2 separate regions of the Homo sapiens genome follow, and region 2 is linked to region 1. A link is a loop called in an ENCODE intact Hi-C map of the cell type or tissue named here. Cell type or tissue: endothelial cell of umbilical vein. All regions are shown on one strand. Each heading gives the region's core, and the rest is flanking DNA. Links, peaks and the distances in the headings are about the cores only.

What was found. Hi-C counts contacts between places; a loop is a spot of excess contacts. Peaks named below come from ENCODE experiments on the same cell type or tissue, not always from the same donor. Only the 100,000 strongest peaks of a DNase experiment are listed, where the experiment ranks them.
Region 2: it touches region 1 in a loop (3-fold over the local background); 11 of 110 quality-filtered maps call a loop at or near these places.

Annotation. Positions count from the first base shown.
Region 1 is chr2:191,846,191-191,849,055 of GRCh38, forward strand. CAVIN2 (caveolae associated protein 2) reads right to left here and starts at 898. Exons shown (of 2, transcript NM_004657.6): 1 at 253-898. The coding sequence starts at 735. CAVIN2-AS1 (CAVIN2 and TMEFF2 antisense RNA 1) reads left to right here and starts at 298. Exons shown (of 4, transcript NR_187184.1): 1 at 298-581. RefSeq lists an enhancer at 603-1,111. In endothelial cell of umbilical vein, for the core only: no CTCF peak of the experiment used is centred there; a DNase peak (open chromatin) is centred at 1,081; H3K4me3 peaks cover 1,098 bases; H3K27ac peaks cover 1,934 bases.
Region 2 is chr2:191,898,394-191,901,309 of GRCh38, forward strand. The region is part of intron 1 of CAVIN2-AS1 (CAVIN2 and TMEFF2 antisense RNA 1); the gene reads left to right. Among named protein-coding and RNA genes, the nearest start is that of CAVIN2, 53 kb to the left of the region's middle. In endothelial cell of umbilical vein, for the core only: no CTCF peak of the experiment used is centred there; a DNase peak (open chromatin) is centred at 1,238; H3K27ac peaks cover 1,708 bases.

The DNA of each region.
Region 1 (2,865 bases), core at 1-2,500:
TGACAAATGACCCGGGGCCTACTAAGCCCGGGGACATCTTCTTTGGATTAGTCTGTAGTGACCTGGGAAATTCCCACCCCTGTGTGAAGATTTCACATTTGCTTTCCGCAGGCAGACAGGGGACAGTGCCTTGTATGTGTGATCCCTGACAGGCAGGACAAATGTAAAAATGGCTGTGAGAGCCAGGATGAGCGAGATCAAGAATGATAAGGAGTTCCAGCCCGCCTGTAAGGAGGCATAGGGGGAACTGACCTGGAAGATGAGCACTTTGAAATGGTTGCGTCGGAGGAGCTGGGCGTGGTTGTTCTCCAGCCGCTTCACCTGTGCGCACTGCCTATCCATGCGCTCTTTGACCGCGCGCGTGTGGGCGCTGACCTTGCGGGACTTCTCCAGCAGCTTGCTCACCGTGTTGCTGGTGGAGGCCTGGTACTTGGAGAGCTTGGTGAGGTCATTCTGGATGCCCTTCACGGAGCCCTCCAAACTGATCTGTCGCTGCTCCATCTTGTGCTGGTTCTCCTGCACAGCGTCTAGCATGTTCACCAGCTTGTCCAGGAGCGTGAGCACCGTGACTGCGTTCACCTGTGAGTTGTCCCGGATGGCCTCCTCTGTGTTCCCTAGGTTCAGGCTGGGGCTTGGTGTGGAGGAAGGCATCGGGCTGGGGCTCGAGGGCTTTTCCTGCCGCATGTCAGACCCAGGGTGCTGGAACTTTTCGGCCTGTGCAGCGTCCTCTCCCATGGCTAGGCAGGTGGGAACGTTCTTTCTCTCTGGGAGCTGCTTCTTGCTCGGGTGAGAAGTTGCGGTGGTGAGGGTGTAGGATGAGGCCCGCTGGTTGGAGCTCAGGGCACCAGTCTCCAGGACTGGCAGAGGTTCAGACAGGCAACAACTGGCTACGCTGATCAGGGGAACTGCATTCCAGCTGCTCTTAAAGGCCCTACTCCACCCAGTGGGAGGAGAAGTTTACAGAACTGAGAACCATTTAGGGTTCAGACGTATGCACACACTTCCTAACCGCGTTCTGGGCACAGGACACTTTGTTGCAGGTTTAGCTTTTCTTTCCTGTTCCCCTTCCCTTTCAATGTCATATTTCAATCATGACTTCATCTAGAGGCGGAGAAAAACATGCTAACTTGGCCCAGCTCCACAGCTTCCAATTGGCTAAAGCTGGTAAACTTTTCTCTGGCTGCTATGCTGCAGATGCAACAGGGTGCCTGTTTCTTTTTCCTGGATACAAGTTATTGTAACGGAAAGTATTGTTTGCATTTGCCCTAGAACTGACTGATGGGTTGCAGAACACCGGGTGTCCTACTGGGAGGCATAGAGTTTAAAGGGTACTGCAGCCAAGTTTGTATTATTAGTTTCTCATTTGCAAAGGAATGGGACTAACTCTGATAATGATAAGGAAAACAGCTCAGTTCTTATTACTCTTGCAGTTGCAGATACAAAATAAGTTAAAAGAGATTGAACTTCAGGGATATTTAAAAAAAGTAATACTGCTGTTATGACTGTTATGTAATATATGGAAACTTTTTGAATGACCACATTTAAAAAAATGATTGTTTTTTTCAAGAAGTGAGACTGAGGAAAAATAAAATGTGGTCTTTTTAAGAACCTACCGTGATGATTTGTTTTAACTAACTTTGAGTTGGTGAGGAGAGACTTTCTCAAATGCCCATCTCTGCAAGGCATTTATTGACACGTGCCCAGAAGTGTCTGTTGGCAGGCTGAGTTGGAGTTTCTCAAGTGGTTCTAATGTTTGACATTTTAAAATTCCTGCTCAGTGAAGTGGCACACCTGTTCTCAAATGTGGCCCTCCTCAGCTGAACCTTGGGATGTGGGGCTTATTTTCCTAAAATGGCTTTACATGCTTGAGTTGATTTTAAACGTATCCAGCCTTTGAAAGTGCTTTCAGCAGGAAGTTTGTAATAGGCCTTCTATGAACAATTTTGAGACGAACAAATGCCAGCTCATACCAGGTCAGGGATTGATAATGGAACAATGCCATTCGTCAATAGTAACACCTACATGTAAGCCAATCAATCAGCAGGCCATTGGTTATCACGTTGGTTGAATCTCTGCCTTCTGCTATATGCATGAAGCACTATCCAGAAGACATTGGCAAAGCATGACGGAGACCCTGCTCTCAATGAGTATAGCTGCCAGTTAGGAAGATGAACTAAAGATATTTACAGAGGCCTTCAATTTCTTCAGATAATTGGTGCCACCAAAACCCACTTAAAGCAAATGCTTTAAAAATAGAGACCAAAAAAGGTGAAAAGAAGGTTTGGTTGAGATGTTATCTTTTAAAAAAGTAAGAACATTATTAAAATTAATTTACCTTATATTTAATAAAATTTAGTTGGTCAAAAATGTGTTAAATATTAGAATAAAGGATGAATCAAGTGTTGATTTTAAGAAGCATAATTTTCTAACAAAATTATATGATATCATGACACGACGTCCTTTTACATTTGACTTTTGTGGGCAAATCATAGAGTGTCACTATTTCAAAAATATTTGAGGGCTTCATCAATTTTCCAAGAGCCTCTCTTAAATTTTGACATTCAAATCATTTCTTTTTGAAGCACTTATTGTGCCATCATCCATGTAGATTTGTTCTTCTTCAAATGTTAATGTTAACTATTCCAGCTGCAGATTCTCATTTGTCAGAGGAGTTGCCCATGATTCAAGGGCTTCTCTAACATTACCTTCATCAACTTCATGATTTCCTACATATTTTGCAAAATTTGCGATTTCACATTATAATCACTTCACCCTGATTTTGCATTGATTTGCGCTGATTTTGCATTGCATTGTTGGATATTGTATAATCAGCTAGATGAATAGAGACATTAAAGAGATGGGGTG
Region 2 (2,916 bases), core at 201-2,700, 52 kb after region 1:
ACTCTTCTATTTTTTTCATCAGAGAAGATCAACTATCTAGTTGATCAGATTTCTGCTGCTTGCTCTTCTATTTTGTTCTTTTCCTCTGACTTTTATGGTTTAAATGTCGTTTGTCCTGACCAAAACTCATGTTGAGGCTTGGCCTCCAATATAGTGGTATTGGGAAGTGGTGCCTTTAAAAGGTGATTAGGTCATTAAGAGGGATTAATGCCTTTCACATGAGAGTGAGTTCTTGCTGTCAAGGGGCTGAACTAGTTACACTGAGAGGGTATTGTTATAAAACAAGGCTGCCTCTGATGTTTGATCTCTTTGCACATGCCTGCTTCCTCTTCCTCCTCTCCACCATGTTATAATGCAGCAAGAGGCTCTTCCCAGTAGCCAACCAGATGCAGCCTCCTGATCTTGGACCTCCCAGCCTCCAGAATTCCAAGCTAAATAAACTTCATTTCTTTGTAAATTACCTAGTCTCAGGTATTATATTATAGCAACGGGAAATGAACCATGACACTGATTTTTAATCTCTTTTTCCTTTACCTTTGCTCTCTGAAAGAGTGTGTCAAATCTTTCTTCACAGCCCAGGTTTAATGTTCTGCAAGGTCAATTTAGCTCTTTATGGCTTAAAGTGATATTTTAAATACTATCATGACGTTATTAGTTACCTTACCTTCTTTAGATTTTTTTTTCCCCAAATGCAGTCAACTCTCTTCCAAAAATATCTTCCTATATCTTATCTTTCATTTTAAGTATTATAAAAGCAAGTGTTCTAAAATGTTTGTTTCTTGGAACAAATCTTTATAAAAATACACTCCTCCAGTTTTATCATGCTATCTTGATTTTCTTGCCAAAACTTCAAAGGACTTAACACTGTTTATTTTCTGTATACTTATTTTTGATAGAAGGCAGGTCTATTTTGATCTGTTATTTGAATAAAAATTAACATGGTACATTTTTCTGAGTCTGCTCACTGTTTAGCTTGACATTTTCTACTCCTCCTTTTTATGTTATAATAAAAAAGAGATGATATGGATTTATATTAATAGTTTGGTTATTAGGCAGACAGAGAAGGATGAAGAGAAAATTGAGGCATGAACAGTCCCAAAAGAAGCAGAAGGAAAACGGTACTTTATATATTTGTTGAAGAGACAAAGTTTCCGCATCTAATTTTGCTGTTAACTTAGTGATTGCTTTTAGGCAGATGACATCATTTTCTTGTTGTCTGCCTGCCAATCTGGGCAAATGTTGTTTTGTTTTAGGAAAATGCCTCTGAGTCAGGATGAATATGTCAGTTGGTGGGAAGCTGACTGATTGTAACTCCTTTTTGTATGGCCTTATTTATTTCCTCAGCTCAGTGCTTCTGCCTCAGAGGGTTTTATTTATTTATTGATTGAGGAATCATTGAAACTGACTATAAGGCAAGTAGTTTGTTTTTCCTATAGTTTTTTGCTCCCCCTCTTCTTCCTTCCTTTCTTTCTTCCTTTTGTTTCTCACTTCCTTTCTCTCTCTCTCTTTTTTTGTTTTGGAGACAGAGTCTCCCTCTGTCACCCAGGCTGGAGTGCAATGGTGTGATCTTGGCTCACTGCAACCTCTGCCTCCCGGGTTCAAGCAATTCTCCTGCCTCAGCCTCCCAAGTAGCTGGGACTACAGGTGCCCACCACCACGCCTGGCTAATTTTTTTGTATTTTTAGTAGAAATGGTGTTTTACCATGTTGGCCAGGCTGGTGTTGAACTCCTGACCTCAGGGGATCCACCCGCCTTGACCTCCCAAAGTGCTGGGATTACAGGCGTGAGCCACCGTGCCTGGCCCCTTTCTCTTTTAGGACAGTTTTCTCATTAATTCAGAAAAGTATTTATCACAGTGGGGAGGGATGAACCATAGTAGGAAATTAGGGTTGGTAGAAATTCCTACCTTTTCTTCTATTTGGTGTAGCTTACTCCCAGGTTACTGATGCAATGGTGCAAAGAGTTCCAAGTGGAGTTGTTACTCTCTGTCTCTTGTCTCTCTTCCTTATAACCCTTAATGATCTGATGGTTTTATCAGGGGAAATCCCTTTCACTTGGCTCTCATTTTCTCTCTTGTCTGCCACCATGTAAGACATGCCTTTTACCTTCTGCCATGATTGTGAGGCCTCCCCAGCCATGTGGAACTGTGATTCCATTAAATCCTTTTTTCTTCATAAATTACCCAGTCTCAAGTATGTCTTTATCAGCAGTGTGAAAACAGACGAATACAGTAAATTGGTACCAGGAGAGTGGGGCGCTGCTATAAAGATACCCAAAAATATATATGTAAGTGACTTTGGAACTGGGTAACAGGCAGAGGCTGGAACAGTTTGGAGGACTCGGAAGAAAACAGGAAAATGTGGGAAAGTTTGGAACCTCCTAAAGACTTGCTGAATGGCATTGACCAAAATTCTGATAATTATATAGACAATGAAATCCAGGCTGAGGTGGTCTCAGATGAGTAACTTGTTGGGAACTGGAGTAAAGGTGACACTTGCTATGTTTTAGCAAAGAAACTGGTGGCATTTTGCCCCTGCCCTGGAGATCTGTGGAACTTTGAACTTGATGGAGATGACTTAGGGTATCTGGCAGAAGAAATTTCTAAGCAGCAAAGCATTTAAGGGTTGACTTGGGTTACAAACTTTCAGTCTCAAAAGAGAAGCACAGCATAAAAGTTCAGAAAATTTGCAGCCTGATGATACAATAGAAAAGAAAAACCCATTTTCTGAGGAGAAATTCAAGCCTTTAAGCCGGCTGCAGAAATTTGCATAAATAACAAGGAGTCAAATGTTAATCACCAAGACAATGGGGAAATGCCTCCAGGGCATGTCATAGACCTTTGCAGCAGCCCCTCCCATCACAAGCCAGGCAGCCTAGGAGGAAAACATGGTTTCATGGGCTGGGCCCAGGGCCCCC